Linked DNA regions of Homo sapiens: region 1 is linked to region 2. The links are chromatin loops, found by intact Hi-C in ENCODE. Cell type or tissue: Caco-2. All regions are shown on one strand. Links, peaks and the distances in the headings refer to the core of each region. The heading gives the core; the rest is flanking DNA.

Evidence for each region. Hi-C counts contacts between places; a loop is a spot of excess contacts. Peaks named below come from ENCODE experiments on the same cell type or tissue, not always from the same donor. Only the 100,000 strongest peaks of a DNase experiment are listed, where the experiment ranks them.
Region 1: it touches region 2 in a loop (5-fold over the local background); 19 of 110 quality-filtered maps call a loop at or near these places.

Annotation. Positions count from the first base shown.
Region 1 is chr5:58,810,378-58,818,718 of GRCh38, reverse strand. The region is part of intron 3 of RAB3C (RAB3C, member RAS oncogene family); the gene reads right to left. Among named protein-coding and RNA genes, the nearest start is that of PDE4D-AS1, 230 kb to the left of the region's middle. In Caco-2, for the core only: a CTCF peak has its summit at 5,277; a DNase peak (open chromatin) is centred at 5,278.
Region 2 is chr5:58,493,713-58,502,053 of GRCh38, reverse strand. It overlaps GAPT (GRB2 binding adaptor protein, transmembrane), which reads right to left. Exons shown (of 3, transcript NM_001304431.2): 2 at 8,216-8,341; 3 at 4,964-7,807. The coding sequence starts at 7,517. The coding sequence ends at 7,044. Among named protein-coding and RNA genes, the nearest start is that of GAPT, 6.4 kb to the right of the region's middle. In Caco-2, for the core only: CTCF peaks have their summits at 3,518 and 5,387 (motif pointing left); a DNase peak (open chromatin) is centred at 3,526.

The sequences.
Region 1 (8,341 bases), core at 316-8,315, 320 kb before region 2:
TATACATGTGAAAAGATGATTTATTTCTGAATCACTGCAAAAGATCCTTTGGGATTTACTGTTAATCTCAACAAGATTAATGGAATCAGAAGCCATATGCTGGTCACCATGGTTACTCTGCAAATGGCAGTTAACTCAGACCTTACCAGTGCCAGATCATAGTTACTAAAAAGCCTGTTATTTACTTGCCATTTAGCTAAAACAAAACAAAACAAAACAAATACCTCAAGCTTTCTCTCAACATTTATGTATAAACGTAAAAAAGAAAGAGGAGGAAAGCATAATTTATCCCTATTTTGGTTCTTATCAAATATTAAAGAGGAGTCTCAAAAAAGCTGGGATGAGACATCAAGATAAAAGAGCTTTTGATATTTTATGATGTTTCACACATAAACAACTGAACTCTGCACAGAATAAAATAATTTAAGTCTGAAGAGCTATAAACAAGTGAACAAACCACATTTCTACAATATTTCTAGTATTCCTTCTCTCCTGTTCTGGGTGTGTAAGTAATCGCCTATGAGTTCAGCCTCTTCTCATGGAGAATGACAGACTTTTGCTTAATCACAATGTTCTGAAAAACAGTCCACAAAATGCACCTCAGTGACCCACAAAAACAATTGTCGATTAGGGTCTGATTTGGGATGTATGTGGGAATATGAGGTATCAGAGAGAATATGACTCACTCTTCCTCACCCAGCGAAGCTCGAACAGATCTTAATAGCAGGCCCTTTCTAATTCTGGAAGCTAATATTGCTCTACTGCATCCATTTCCCTTATTCTTTTTAATATTTGGGAGCTTTGGCTTTTTAGTATCACAGCCTACTTCAAGTTTGTAAAGAAACTTCCCAACCTGCTTTTGCTCTTCACATATAATTGGCCCTTTTGTTATTTTTTTCACTTAATTTAATCATTTATTTATTCAATTTTTCTCAACCTTCAGAGAGCTTTTAAAAATTAGCCCAATTCAGAAACATTAAATTAGAACCTCTAGAGTCTCCATCAGAGGTATTAAAAAGAAATCTCCAGGTGATTTGTATATGCTATCAGGGCTGCGTATTATTAGGATGATTCCCTCCAACTACTTTTCTTTCTAGTTTCTAAATAATCTATTTCTTTATTTCCTAGCTAACATCACAAAGTACTTCCAGGTGATTTACAAAGACATATACAAAATAAAAAAATTTAATGAGAGTAATACTAAGAAACCAGAAACAGGAACATAATAAAGTCTGATTAGTTACACATGCTATAAATGCTAATAGGTAGTTTTAGGAAGTTTAGGGGGTAGGCCTTTTATATGTATATTAATTCATTTATAAATAACACATTAAAAAAGGAAAAATTTAAAAAGATATCCTTAAAAATGCTCTTCAATATTTGATATAATCTTTTATTATTTAGAAGAATAGGTTCATATTTTTTGGTACAATTGCTACATTCTTATTACAAATTCTAACAATAGTGAAAAGCTAAAGGAAAAATGATCAGAAATCTCGCTATCTCCACTATTAACATTTTGGTGAAAATCCAGTAGTAGGCTGTATTACAGTTCTTACTTAGTCATTATGTCCTTCCCTGCAGGTGTACCTTGCCCTACTAACTTTGGATCTGGCCAATGGAATATAAGGAGATTTGACCTGTGCTGCTGTGATTAACAGACATCAGAGGCATGGTGAGCTTCCATCAGCCCTCTTGGGTTCTTATTCTTCATCTTGGGAAGAGCCCATCCCAGAAAGGGGTTGCTCTGTCAGTTTGTCCCAGAAATGAGATGCCCCAAGGAACCCAGCTGAGTTCTGCAGACACCAACAAATGTCAGCCAAATCTAGAAAAGCCCAGTTTAACATAGCACCCTTCATAGGGCCTTGGCTTACCTTTCTAGCTTCTAGCTTCAACTTTCTAGCTTCTAGTTTCATCTCTTGCTACCCTCCGTCTTCCTTCCAATTCTGATACGGGCTTTTAAATTTCTTTGATTTTCCCATACACTCTGTATTTTCAGCAAGTTAGGCCTGTCACTATAGGTGGTTTCAGGTTTTGTGAGGTCTAAAATTCATAAAAATTTGAGGGCCCAATTTAAGTAAAACGCAAATTACAAATACATAATTAAGTATGGGATAATCTGTACCAGATACTGTCTATATCCCCCAGGCCTTACCACTTCTGTGCTTGTTGGCTGACTTCCAACTGTCAGTATCTGCATCTCTTTGCTTTACAGCTTTCGTGAAAGCAACGGAAGGTCACTCCCCCTGTCAGGGAAGGTAAAATATGAAAGGAAAATAACACACTCAGGAGCAGACCTGAGCCAATGACTGACAGAAGTTGGAGTATAGATACCCCAGCTCCCTTTCTCCTCAGGTTGTTACCATACTGATTCTCAGAATTTTAAAGAAAGATTAAGCTCTGGTAACCCATAATGGTAGGTGGCTTGAACACAGACCTTTTATTGGCTGTCTTGCCTTTCACAGCCCACTTACCCTCTTGCTATGGGTATTTCTTTCACTTCCCACATAAACTACTTATGCGCAAACTCCTGTCTCAGAGCCTGCTCTAGGGGAATTACTAAGACACTAAGAGGGGATTTGTCTTAGTAAGGGGCCCAAAGTTTAGCTGTGTTCTGGAGCTGGCAGTATGGCTCAAAAGCACTGATTATTAAATAATTTCATCCTTTTTTCAAAGAGCCAGTTTATGGGTACACCACTAAACTTAAGCTTCATTAGTTTTGCAAGAAATCACCTGTAGCCATCACATGTACCATCTGTCTAAAACACATTTATGGCTTCTGTGTCAGGCCCTCTTAGTCTCTTCCATCTTCCTCTGGGTTAGTTGCCACTCATGCAGGCCCACATATGCCTTGTACATCACTCACTATAACTTTTTCACTTATTCACATCCCCCCTTGACTATAGGTACCATGAGGACAGAGACCTCAACTGTGTGTTCATCATTAAGTCTCCAGAATTCAGCAAAATATATGGCACATAGAAGGTACTCAAACAGTAATGTAGAATTAGAGATTGAATGAATGAGTGAATGACAAACTGAATACGGCAAAAATGCCTGACTCAGAATATAAGCACAAAATAAATTACCATCTTATGTGATGCCAGTGCCCCAATGCATCCCTTTTAGGGTGTGTTGCTGGCAGCTTCTTCCACAGAACCTTTTATACCCTGACACTGTCTGCAGTAAGGGAAGGCAAGTGTTCACCCCATCACAGTCTGCAAAGGACATCTGTGTGACTGGCTATTCATCCCCAGGCTGGAGAAGTCACATTTTCCTTTCTGATCTAGCACAGACAGATAGGATGAGGATATCTTAGGAGTTACTTAGCACTTTGACATTGTGGAAGAGCTGCTTTGAAGAACCCCAGTCCAGCACCTTCATTTTGGAGATGACAAAGCTGAAACTCCAAATGTGAGTGCCTGAGATAGCTCAACTACTTTGTGGCCAGTGTGGGTCTATATCCCAAGGCTCCTGTGAATGCTTGTCTTCAATGTGCTGTCTGCTTGCACAGGAGGGAAAGTGCCTACATTGTGTTGAATGTGGAACTTGGTAAGAAATTCATATGCTTGATTATCTTTTAAAGTAGAAAATAATATATCTCCTGGAAAAACCAAAAATGCTTCAATATGCATAGATCTAGGAGTGTCAATTCAGCTGCATGTGGAAGCAAGCAGAACTGGATGTTCTGGAAGGATCTGTTTGATCCACCTCTCTGTGGTAAGTCTGTTGCAGAGAGCCAGTACTGAGAACATATTTCGAGAGCTCAAGAAGCAGTGTTCTTGATCCACCTAGTCCTGGAACTACCTTGCACCACATCCAATTCTCCCTTAGTCTAAATCTAAACTTAGACCTATTTCCATCATGCCTGTCTTACAACTTCTGATCTCCTAATTTTATAAAATGTCAAATTCTATTTTTTAAACCACATGTGTGGTAGAAACAACTGGACATTTCTTTTCTTCTATGCAAGGAAGAAAAACAACAGTAACTAGATGAAGCAAGGACCACCCTTCTGGACAACAAAGGGAGAGGAATGAAAGTCTGACCTAGGAAAAGGTAAGACGTTCCTCAGCTCAAGAATGACTGGGTTATGCTTTCACAGGGCAAGGCCAAAGTCATGTTGTTAGAAATAAATATCCTTCTCTCAAATTAGACAAGATTTATATTGTCCTGGGGGAATTAGTGATCTTTGGCAAGATATGCTTCCTTCTTAGGTTAGTGGGAAGGCAATCAGGCTTGTTGAAGGGGAAGCTAAACTTAGAACCCAGTACTTACTTGCCCTCACTTAGGTACCAGAACCTTCTCTTCCCACTTTGTATTCCTGGTGGCTGAGAAAAGAAGCTTCACAGACATTCAGCCAAAGCCTGAACACCGAGGTTTGTGAGATATTAAGACAGGACCAAGGGAGTCCTATGGGAGAGTTGGGATTTCCAAGGAGAAGGAGTGGGACTTTGAGTTTGTGGATTTTGTAGAACTTTGAGATGAAATCTTCAGGAAAAGGGGAAGAGGGTATTAAGAGAAGAAGAGAACCAAAGAAGAAAACTCGCTCGGGCCTTTTGAAGACCAGGACTGTGAAGCCTCTTTTCTAGGCAGGGAACTGGATATAGTGATACCTTCTCTTCCTCCAACACTAAACTACTCTTTTGAGATCCCACTGTCAGGAAAGATTGCGAAAGACTTCAAAGTGGGCAGAAAAGATGACTGGGGGCCCTGTTCAGCACAGCTTTCCAGGTTATCTCTGCTTTTGTCATCTTTGAGCTATTTTATAGCTCTGTAGGTGGTGGAAAACCAATAATAATACAAGTTCTTGCAAATAGAAAGAAATGCCAATAAATTGTGTTTGGTGGCATGCATCTGATTCTTGCTCCATGGGTGTTAACCCATTTTGTAACTTGGTAAATTCATTTCTGCATTCCTGATTGCCTGTATGTGTGCATTCACTGAATATCCCCTTGAGCCTATGCAACATCTTACTGGTCCCTTCTTTAAGTCCAGAATTAAATAATATCTTTGACATGTGTTTATTTTATATTTGGATAAAAGCTGTGGTTCTACCATATGTATATGTGTGTGTGTGTGTGTATATATATATATATATATATATATATATATATATATATATAAATATAAATATAAATTAACCATAACAACTTAACAATACAATGGCTAAGGAAGGCATGTGCTTGGAATGACTAGGCAACCTGTCTATGAGAAAGGGTGGTAAGCACTGTGACCACAGAAGATACCCAACCTGCAGCGTGCATAAAGATCCATTGGGGAGCAGCAGTGAGAAACACTCCTGGCATGAAAGGCAGACTGGAGGCCTAAATGTCCTGTTAAGTTAGCAAGGAACACCTTCTGAAACGAGGAAGACCCCAGCCTTGCTAAACCATGTATGGAATATTGGTCACTCTAGTGGGAGTCAGTGTGGTGCAATAATCATAAATATATAATGATTGTATGAATAATATGTAAATTCAGACATATAACAATAAAGAAATCTTTGTGCCAGCCCTATGCTGAGTGCTTTACCTTTATCATTTCATTTAATTCTTACAACAACCTTTTAAAATAGGAACCATTGTTTTCCCATTTTGCAGATGAAGAAACTGCAAAATAAAGACTTACAAGGGTAAGTTACTAGAAACAATCCGATAACATATAACAGAACTGGAATACAAACCTTTCCAATGGAGTAGGAGCTCAAAGTCCTGGGTTCCAGTTTTTGTACCTAATTAGGAAAACCAAGACTATTTTCTCAGCTTTTCTGAACTTCTGCTTCCTCTTCTATGAGAGGAAAGAAAGAAACCTATACATTTTCCTGCCAAAATTTCTTGAGGATCAAATGAAAAATGTTCATGGAAGAGTTTTCAAAACCACAGAGCCACTATATGACTGGAAGGTATTAATATTACTGGTAAACTGATGTTATTAATTATTCACATGGTATTGATATATTATCTCAAAACCATTCTCTAAACAACACTCACTGTGATTTTCCTTGCTGTTTTGAAACTTTTAATTAGAAAAGGTTAAAGTGGAAAACAAAAACAAAAGCAAAATACTATCTGATTCTATTTCCCTTCAACAAATGCATTGTCAGGCATGAAGAAAGATATGGTCTCTGCTCTCAGGGAGCTTGCAGTCTGGGCCACACCAAGACCTTGCAAATATACTTAAATTAGCAAGTGTTTGTTTATTAAACAACAGTGCACAAGACACTGGTGTCTGCACCATATGGTGTTGCTTTTCAACTTTAGCAGGCATTAGAATCACCTGGAAAGTTTGCTAAAACCTACTCCTGTGCTCCACCCCTAGATCATCTGATTCAGGAGGTCTGGGGTGGGGCCTGAGATCCTGCTTTTCCAACAAGCACCAGGAATGGCATCGGGAGGAATGAGGAGCAGGGACTGGACCTCTGGGAAGTGGAGAGGTGGGAGTGAAGGCTTATACAACTCTTTCCACCCCCTTTTATGACCTTGGGCTGTGTCCTTTGTCATCTGCCCTCCTGCCTCCACCAGCCCCCATCTCTTTCTTTTTTCCTGAACACACAGTCACATCCAGGTTTTGTGAGAAGTAGGTTTGTTTTTCTTTTTTCTTACTTGCCACAAAAGAAAGATGAAAGGTGAGCAAAGCATTTTCTTTATGACTCCCTTACTATTTGTTGATGATGTTGGGCTCAGAAAGTCAGTAGCCTTCAAGGATTAAAAAAATCATGAGTCTTTAAATATTCATAAGTGAGCTTGAGCCTCCATGTCAGGAAAATGCCTAGACTGAAGCAGAGGACCATGGGTACTTGAATGGGGCTGGGGTCTCTGGGGTGAAGAGCTGGGGGGCTTTCAGAAGGGCTGAGGAGTGAAGGCTGGTCAGGGGGCACCATGCTCGGTAATGGCAGTGGGAACCTGTGGTGCAGTGGAGGGAGGGTGGGTCTGGGGATTGGTCCTGGGGCCTGTATCAGTGCTTCACCTTTGTGAGTTTAGCTCTGACTGTCCTGGGGCAAAGTGAGAGAAAGGGGGTGGGACATGGTTAAGCTGGCCTCCCAGCCAGCTCTGTATCTTGGGGAAAGGGGAGGGGAGAGAGGAGGAAAGGAAAATGATATGCAGGAAGGTAAGGAAAGATTATTCTCAGGGCCCAGTAATGGACTTCATCGAGGACTGTTGTCCCTTTCCTAGGCCTTGGGTTCTGGTAAAACAGATTTGGAAGAGCCAGAACTATCTGTTTCCTTTCAACACGACATTTACCTTTGTGACCCCTCTCAATAAATGTTTCCAAAGCATTTTTTTAATTGATTGTCATAAAAATCACTATAAAATCCTCTCTCTATCTTACACACACAGACACACACACACATACACACACATACACACACACGCAAAATCTAACCTTTAAAATGACATTGCTTTTCAAATGAGCCAGAGCAAAGAGGTTTTGTCATTGTAGAGAACTCTGACCTCAGGAAACCAAGAAATGAGAAAAGGCCAAGCTCCACAGTTGCCATTTGCCCTTGGTTGTAGAGAGTAATTGCTCTTCAGTCTTTCAGACCTCCTATCAAATAATGCATCCTGTAATGGGTTCAGCTGCAGGCTGTGCATACAAACCATAGCAGTTTTGCTAGTATACTTTATCACAGTGGAGAAGTGGTTCATTAAACCCTATGCTCAGTTCAGAGGCTCAAATTAAGTCCTGGTCTTACTGTGCCTCCGTATGGTTAGAATGATCCATGTTCACACCACATTCCTTGGAGGCTGACAAGGCCATGGTTGTGCCGTTTTGGTGGGAGCAAATTTCAGAAGTGCACCATTAAAATGAGTGAATAAGGGGCTGGGCACGGTGGCTCATGCCTGTAATCCCAGCACTTTGGGATGCCAAGGCGGGTGGATCACTTGAAGTCAGGAGTTCGAGACCAGCCTGGCCAACATGGCGAAACCCCGTCTCTACTAAACATACAAAAAATAGCTGGGCATGGTGATGCATGCCTGTAGTCCCAGTTACTGAGGAGGCTGAGGCAGGAGAATCGCTTGAACCTCGGAGGTGGGGGTTGCAGTGAGTGGAAATCATGCCACTATACTCCAGCCTGGGTGACACAGTGAGGCAAGCTACAACTGATGCCTAAGAGCAATACATGAACTAAAAGATATATCTCATGCATATATTACCATCCATTCTTGAAGTATACCAGTATCCTTCTATCACTGCTTTAGAAGGAAGTGTCCAATATTACCGGGCTTCTTGAGAAGATCATATTAAATAGTAATGATCATATCTCAAAACAAAACAAAACAAAGTAACTTCTAAGAAAACACACACACACACACACACACACACACACAGAGAGAGA
Region 2 (8,341 bases), core at 40-8,039:
CAATTCAATAAGTTCTCAATTGTGTGCTGTGCTAAGTTGTGTGATGAAATCTTGCCTCATCTCACTTTGTCCTGCCTGGGATGTGAATCATTCCTGTGTCCAGCATCTCCATGCCATAGATGCTTCCTTTCTCTTTGTCACTGAGTGACAGGCTTGGTTATCAGATTGACTGTCACATTTCACAGTGTTGGTGTTCAATTCATCCTTATTTTACTTTAAAATCACCTAATGCACAAGAAGAGTGATGCTGGCAATTCAGATATGGCAAAGAGAAGCTGTAAAGTGCTTCCTTTCAGTGAAAGGTAAAAGTTCTTGACTTAAGGAAGAAAAAAGTTGTATCCCGAGTTAGCTAAAGTTGATGGTAAAAATGAATTTCTATCCGTGAAGTTTTGAACAGAGTATTGGCGTAATTGTTCCATTTTATTATTGTTGTTAATTTCTTACTATGCCTAGTTTATAAATTAAACTTTATCATAGATACAAACATATAGAAAAAATATAGTGTATATACACATCCACTGGAGGTGCAGGAACATTTTCCCCATTAATAAGGGAGACTACCATACTTGGTATACTGATACCATGATATTTTGAGGTTGATGTTTATGACACTTGAACATTTTGAATGGTTAAATTTTTAAAATTATTATTAAGTAACCTATGCAATGGATATCCTCCCTTTATCTCTGAGTCTTCTATTCCATCACAGTTCCATCTCTATTTCTGAGTGACACTCCAATCTTGACCCCAATCCATTAGTTTGGCCCATGTTGGATTTCAGATATCTGAAGGACATCAGGTAAAAATAAGTAGTAGATGCTGAGCTATATGGTTAAATGCTTCAAAAAAATATTGGAGCAGAAGAGTTCAAATACAAATGTCTTGATCACCGAGGGAAAGAGGAATAGGAAAAGGAGCTGGGAACCAAGGAAAGATCATGAAGAACCACTCCACTGAAGGTTGTACAAGAGAAAAGCAAGCTTCAAAGGATGTTAAGTGGGGAAAAAGAGGGAGCAAGAGTACAATACCAGAAAGTGATCATGTAAGGTAAGCACTAAAAATTAAATATTAGACTTGTCACTCTCTGAATTTAAAGAAAAAGTTATTACGGCTTAGAATAGCAGTTTAACATGTGTCTGCTTGGGCTGCTATAACAAAAGACCATAGATTGGGTGCCTAAAACCATAGACATTTATTTATTACAGTTCTGGAGTCTGAGAAGTCCAAGGTCAAGGTGCTGGCTGATTTGTTTCTTGGTAAGAACCCACTTTCTGGCCTGCAGATGGCTGCTTTCATGTTGTGTCCTCACATGGTGCTGGGAGGTGGGGGCAGGGGGTGGTGGAAGGAAGGGAGGAAGAGAGAGAGAGAGAGAAGGAGAGAGAGAGAGAAAGAGAGAGAACTCTGTTCTCTTATAAGAGCACTAATTCCATCATGAGGGCTGCACCCTGATGACCTCATCTAAACCTAATTATTAATTCCTCTCAAAGCCCCACCTCCAAATACCATCACGTTGGGAAGTAAGGCTTCAACGTATGAATTTCAGAGAACACAAACCTCCAGCCTGTAACAATGTGGATACAGGCATCACCTCCCCTTTTTGATTTCTTTTAGCTCTCCTCCTTGGAGCCCAGTATCCCAATCTGCCCACAGGCCCTGGTCAAAGAAGTAACTGAGAGGTTGTAAAGCAAGGCTTTCAATGGGCTTATCAGGGATCCAATTGTTGTGGAGATCAATAATAGGGTGAGAAGTGAAGTATAAAGCAAATTGCAGTAAAATGTTTCATGTTGGAGGCTGAAAGCAAGGTCAAGACATCAGGTGCTCATTGTTGCTGGATGCTGGCCAGTCTTGAACTGGCTGTAAGTCATGGAATGTGAACACACCTAAGTGTGTCTGTAACAAAGTCATACTCAGTATATTCGATGCTACTGTCTCTTTTCCCCCACCCCCAACATCCTTCCTTTTAAATTGTTTACATGTGGTTCCTTTTTTAAATAGTGTAACCCAAACGAGAAACTGCTGCTTTCAACTGATGCAGACAGACTTTATCATCTTTATTTCCTGTGCACAAGCTTTACTTTTGAGATTTTGAGAAGGCAAAGAAATGCTGTAATAAAGAATGCAGATAAGAGATAGGAATTTGAAGGCAAGAGAAAGATAGAGTTAGAAAAAAGAGAAGAAAGAGGTGGAGGAAGCATATTGATGAAGGAGGAGAAATGAGAGAGGGAGGGAGAGAAGACAGGATAGGAGAGGGGGTGAAGAATGGAGGGTATGTATAGTAAAAAGAGAAACTTGAATGATGTATTTCTTTATTCCCCTCAGCAATTGATAAAGAACTTACAATTAATTTTAAAAGGAAGTCAAGGTAAGAATTAGGTAAAGAACCATTGACTAAATACTTCTTTTACTATCTTTTCTGGTCAAAGAGAGTAAACAAACGTCAAATATTCACTACATCTCTTGTTAAATGAAATTTATGCGAGTCCATTGATTAGATTAGTGAGCTTTTGCACTAGATTCCAACAGACCAAATGTAAATGGAGTCACTCAGGCCAAAGCTCCATCCCACCAAACTGAAACTTGTTTATCTGACTTTCTGAGACATCAGAAGAGAGATAATAGCCAAATCCCCAAACAGACCAGTTTTAGCCTGAATGATAAGGAAGTCCCCTGTGCTTCAGTAATTGCAAGAAAAGTAACCTAAAGTAACCTGATGTTAACCAATCCTCTTTTTTATATTATACTGTTTTATCGTCCTTGCTTAAGTTGCCTTATGAAAATGGACTCTTCTGCCAAGCCCAATGGAGTACCTGTTTAAACCTTCAAATGGGATGCTGCCAGATTTATGAATTGCTGATAAAACTAGCTCAATCTTTAAACTTAATCTATTGAAATTTCATCTTTTGACACTTTGGATAATCAATTATAATGGACAAATGTCAATACATCACATATTTTACAACACAAACCACCATTCTTAGAGATCATAGGACTTTACTTCTTTTACATTTAAGCTTTTACATTTACATTAGACTGGAGTGGCTGTAGCGCAGATAAACACATTGACAATGCTGCCCATTCTTCAAGAAAATGGCACAGGACTTACTGATGAACTCAGTGTGTGTGTTTGGTAGGGAAGGGGTAAGACTGGGAGTGTGGGAAAGAGAAGAGTATACAGGGATAATTGCAAAGTGCTTTACAGAGATGAGGAAGACTTACAGAAGGAACAGGTTTGGAGGCTGTATTAAGAATGAGTTGAGCTGTCAATGATAGAAAACTACACTCCATGGGCTTAGACACTGATAGTCCATTCATTTCACCTAACAAGGAACCTGCAGTTAGGCTTTTGATGGCTAATATCAGCTCAATGATGCCATATAGAGATCTCCTAACTGGCCACTCTTTCTCAGCCACCTATACCAGAGTCTCCTCATTAATTTATCCTCAAAATACTACAATTTCTGGAAAACTTCTAGATTCCTCCCTTTCCTCCTTTCTTGATTCCCGACTCTGTGCTCCCCCTGGTGTCTTCCCAGGAGATGGCATCCATTCTTATTCCTGTAAATACCACCTAAATGCTCATGACTGTCAAATTTACATCTCCAGCCAGGACCTCTCCTCTAAAATCCAAATGTGCACATACAACGGCAAACTGGATATTTCTACTTGGGTCTCAGGACATATTTCAGGAAATGTCAAAATAAATATGTTCAAAACTGAGTTTTGCCCTTGTCGCAAGAATTAGAGGTTGACTGAGTCACATTCTATTTTCAACTCCACTTTTCTTTTTCTGCCCACTCTATGAGGTTACCAAAGGTAAAAATTCAATTGTCCATGCACTCCTACACCAGATGGTGTCTGTGTGACACAATTCTGAGCAATGAGATAAGTAGATATCTCCTGGTTCTGCTCTTTCCCCTCATTTCTTCTTCATGGCTGAAGCATGAATAGAAGGCTTAAAGATTCAGCAGCTGTATGGTGGCCATGAGGCAATAGAGATGAAGATAAAAGTTGAAACACTAAGGGTGGCAGAGAGGAAATAGAGAAAGAGCCTGGGTCTTTCTATATGGTATCATTGAGCTGATGTTAGCCATCAAATGCCTAACTGTAGCCTCCTTGTTAGGTGAAATAAATGGAACTATCAGTGTCCAAGCCCCTGGAGTGTGGTTTTCTGTCATTAGCAGCCCAACTCATTCCTAACTGATGTGGCCTCCAAGCCTGTTTCTTCTTTAAGTCTTCCTCATCTCTGTAAAGTACTTTGCAATTATCCCTGTAGACTCTTCTCTTTCCCACACTCCAGTCTTGCCCCTCCCCTATCAAGCACACACACTGAGTCCATCAGTAAGTCCTGTGCCGTCTCCTTGAAGGACAGGCAGCATTGTCAATGTCTTTATCTGCACTGCAGCCACTCTAGTCTAACTTAAATGTAGAAGCTTCTTAGCTATCCTACCCACTTCCATTTTGGCCTCTTTCCAGTCACTTCTCAACCCAGTAAATCTTTTAAAAATGCTAGTGTCATCATCACGTCTCTGCTTAAAACCCTTTACTGATTCCCGTTGCACCTATAATAGAGTCAAAGCCACGTACTAAGACTTATGAGAAGCTCATGGTCTCCCATTCCCTCCTTCACCAACGCAGCAGGTGTCACTCCAACCCTTCCTCAGGAAACTCCAGCCACAATGGCTTCCTAGAGCACCATAAATTCTCTTAGGCCCCAGATTCTTTTCACGGGTGGGTCCCATTCTTACTCTCTGCCCATCACATTTATTATAGCTTCCTTCTGCCTTCAAGTCTCAGCTTAAATGGTCTCCAGTGAGGCCTCCTTTGACCACCCTATTAAAATTAAAACAGTCTCTCCTACCCAACCCCATTGGTTTCAAAAACAGAAAGAATTTTTTATAAAGCACCTACTACCATTTTGATATGTATCATCCCGGGTACACTTAGAAAACAGAAACCATATCAATTTGTTTTAACAGAGAGAATTTAATATAGATAATTGGCTAAACAGGCATTGGCAGGATGGAAAAACAAAAAAGGGGACACAGGTACCACAGAGATAGTAACTGTAACAATCTTGGCTGAGAGTTACCAGACCTCAGAGGAGGAGCCCTGCCAGGCTGGGACGCAGAACTCTGAGGGTACCACTTGTCTCCTGCACCACTTCAGGAGGTTGAAGGAGAGTCTGGCTGTCAGAGTCTAAGGGAGGGTGCCACCTGGCTGGTGCTGGTGCTTCTGACAGGTTGCAGAGAAGCTGGTCCTGGGAATGATGGAAGAAACTAGAAAGCTGCAAACAACCAGTGATGCTGGAGTAAACCACATGGCAATAAATTCCTGCGGGGGCAACAGAAAGAATAGGCAGGAGCAATTCCCTGTTGCCTCCTACTGCCTTTCGGTCTTCCTTAGTGCCCCCTATTGGTAGAGAATAGAATGGATCCACCTGGCAAAAGAAATGTTTGCAGAGGCCCAGGTCAAGCAATTCAGAGGAGCAAATAAAAGAGTGGATTTAGAGATGAGCTATCATAGCTTCATGAGCAGCATCGTATTCATTTGTTTACTATGTTTTCTTTCCTACTAGACTGTATGTGTTCAGGATCCATGTCTCTCTTTTTAATTTTGTAACCCCTCCACCAACCCATGTCCCTCAGGTGCACAGCACAATAGCAAGTAGATAGAAGACACAACAAATATTCCTTGTATGGATGAATAACAGATGAATTTATTAGATTTTTTTCTCAAAACTACTCAGCAAAATGTACAATTCAATTCCCGTCAGTAAAACATGAGGCATTTAGTGCCTTATGTGATGTTCTAGGCATTTGGGCAGTTTCTTTTCATTTAGGTGGGAATTTAAGACATTTTCATATGAAGCTAGGTAATAAAATGCTGTGGCAACATTCATATGTTTAAATGTCCTAAGAATTGAAGAGGCATCAAAGCTTATATCAGAAAATAAAAAGGTAAATGCGGGTTTGGAGTGATTCAGGAGATGTGTGGAAGAACTTATGATCTGAAGCAGGCTTGAGAGAAGAGGCAGAAAAGCAAAGCTGTGAAGGAAGGATAAGTTTGGCAGGTTTTAAGATGATTCTGCTGAAGGCAAAGAAATGAGAGATAGTAAGAGAAGTCACTGGAAAAGTGAATTGGAACCAATTGTGGAAAACCATAAATTTTGGAGTTCAAATTATGGGTATTATGTCTTTTGCAAAGAGGGGGCATTAAAACATTTTAAGTGAAAGAAATAATGTGGCTGTTAGGAATATTTTCTGAAGATAAATCTGGCAACACCATCGGTAATTGATTGAGTGGGTAGAAACTAGAAGCAGGAGGAACAGTTAGGAGCCTATGACAATAATTCTGAGCCAGATAAAGATAATGGTAGAAATAAAGGAAAGAGATAACGGGTAATATTTAGAAGGAAGAATCAATATCACATAATACAGATTTAGTCTGGTGCAAGGAGGGTGGAGAAGATATCTAGAATTAATCCACAGCGATACACATAGGATTCAGAAAGGTGGAGATAGGCAGAGACCATCCACTTATCAGAACTTGATTAAGAATGGCATCAGTACAATAAAAATCACAGTGAATTATTTTTAATATTTTAATTATAATTTTATGTTCAGGGGTACATGTTCAGGTTTGTTATGTAGGAACACTTGTGACTTGGGGGTTTGGTGTACAGATTATTTCATCATGTGTGTACTAAGCATAGTACCTGATATTTTTTTTTTCCCTGAACCTCTCCCTCCTTCCACTGTCCTCCCTCAAGTAGGCCCCAGTGTCTGTTGTTCCTCTCCTTCTCTCCATGTGTTCTTATTATTTAGCTCCCACTTTTAAGTGAGAATATGTGGTATTTGATTTTCTGTTCCCATGTTAGTTTTGTTCTTTTTTTACGGCTGCATAATATTCTATGGTGTATGTGTACCACATTTTCTTTATCCAGTCTACAGTTGATCAACATTTAGTTTGATTCCTTGTCTTTGCTGTTGAAAAATTACAGTGAATATTTATCATCCAATAACAAAAGTCAATATTTTGAAAAGCTAATATGAATCTGGAAGAATGTATATATCTTCATCTTGAGGAACTTCAGAAGGACGAGGCTTCTGGAAGTTATAATAGTCAGAAGATGTCTCATTTCCATAGATATGCTCCTCGAAATTAGACTGCCCTGTGTTTTCATATAGTTCCTTATCGGTTTTTCCTTTAGCTTTGGGAGGACCTGCTTCCACATTTTCATAGTTGTCGTGTGTGTTATTTCCCCTGACAGCAGATTTGTGGTCTTGGGTTTCAACTGAGATTTCATGCCTTAAGCCAATGATGCGGGGGCCCAAGAATGTTTTAGTACAGACTTTTCTCCTGCTGCTTCTCCTTTGTAAAAACCTCGGTAAGGTAAATCGTGTGGCAACACGGTGTTTCCAGTGCCAAACACACCCAATTCCACAAACCACTAAGAGTAAAAGAAGCGAAATTCCTACAGAAATGGCCGCTAAATTATTTCCACAGCTTTTCGACATTTCTGTACAAACAGTGCTGTTTAGTGATTTGGTGTTACCCTTAATGAATTCACAGTGTAATTCTTTGTAGCCTAGTATTATTCAAAAATGAGTTTGGAAGCTCTTTTAGGCATTTTCCTTTTCAGATCTGGAAGAACATTATCTGGTAAAGTCCTGATGCAATTAGAGGAGAGAGTGTATAAACTTATTTCTGGAAGATGGCTCTCTTCGTGTGTGATGCTCTTCACATTACAGCCATTAATGTATAATTGTACTGTATTGGGGGATTTTATTCCATTCCACTTCCTTTTCTGTTAACGAATCACAAAATGAAGCAGAAATGAGTGGAAGATGACAGCAGAGTAGAAAACTCAAGAAAAAGAAGGTTGAATGATCTGCCATCCAGAAACCTGCTATAAATTAAAAATATGTTAATTGCATACTTATTATCTAACATAGAAAAATTACTGATTTTCACCAATGCATTAAACACCAGCATATAGTGAGCTTCTGCTTTTAATATAAAATATACTACCCGTTGTGATGAAAGGAAAAAGAGTTAGAAAAATCCTGTCCCTGCCCAACCCTGAGTGGTTTTATCACTTAGATCTCCACATAGTTTTTGACAATTAGGATAACAATTTTTGAGTGAAAGATAATGTTCTGAGCACAATAGAAAAAAAGGGACATATACAGACACGTGCAATCATCTTTATTACCTGTCACCTCTTCTGTGAAGCCCTGCTTATCCTTTTTTGGAGCAGTCAGAGGCCATGTCTTTTTCTTAACCATTCCTTCCTCTGTAATCCCATATTAATGAGTCCATTCTCTATTATAGCGTGATA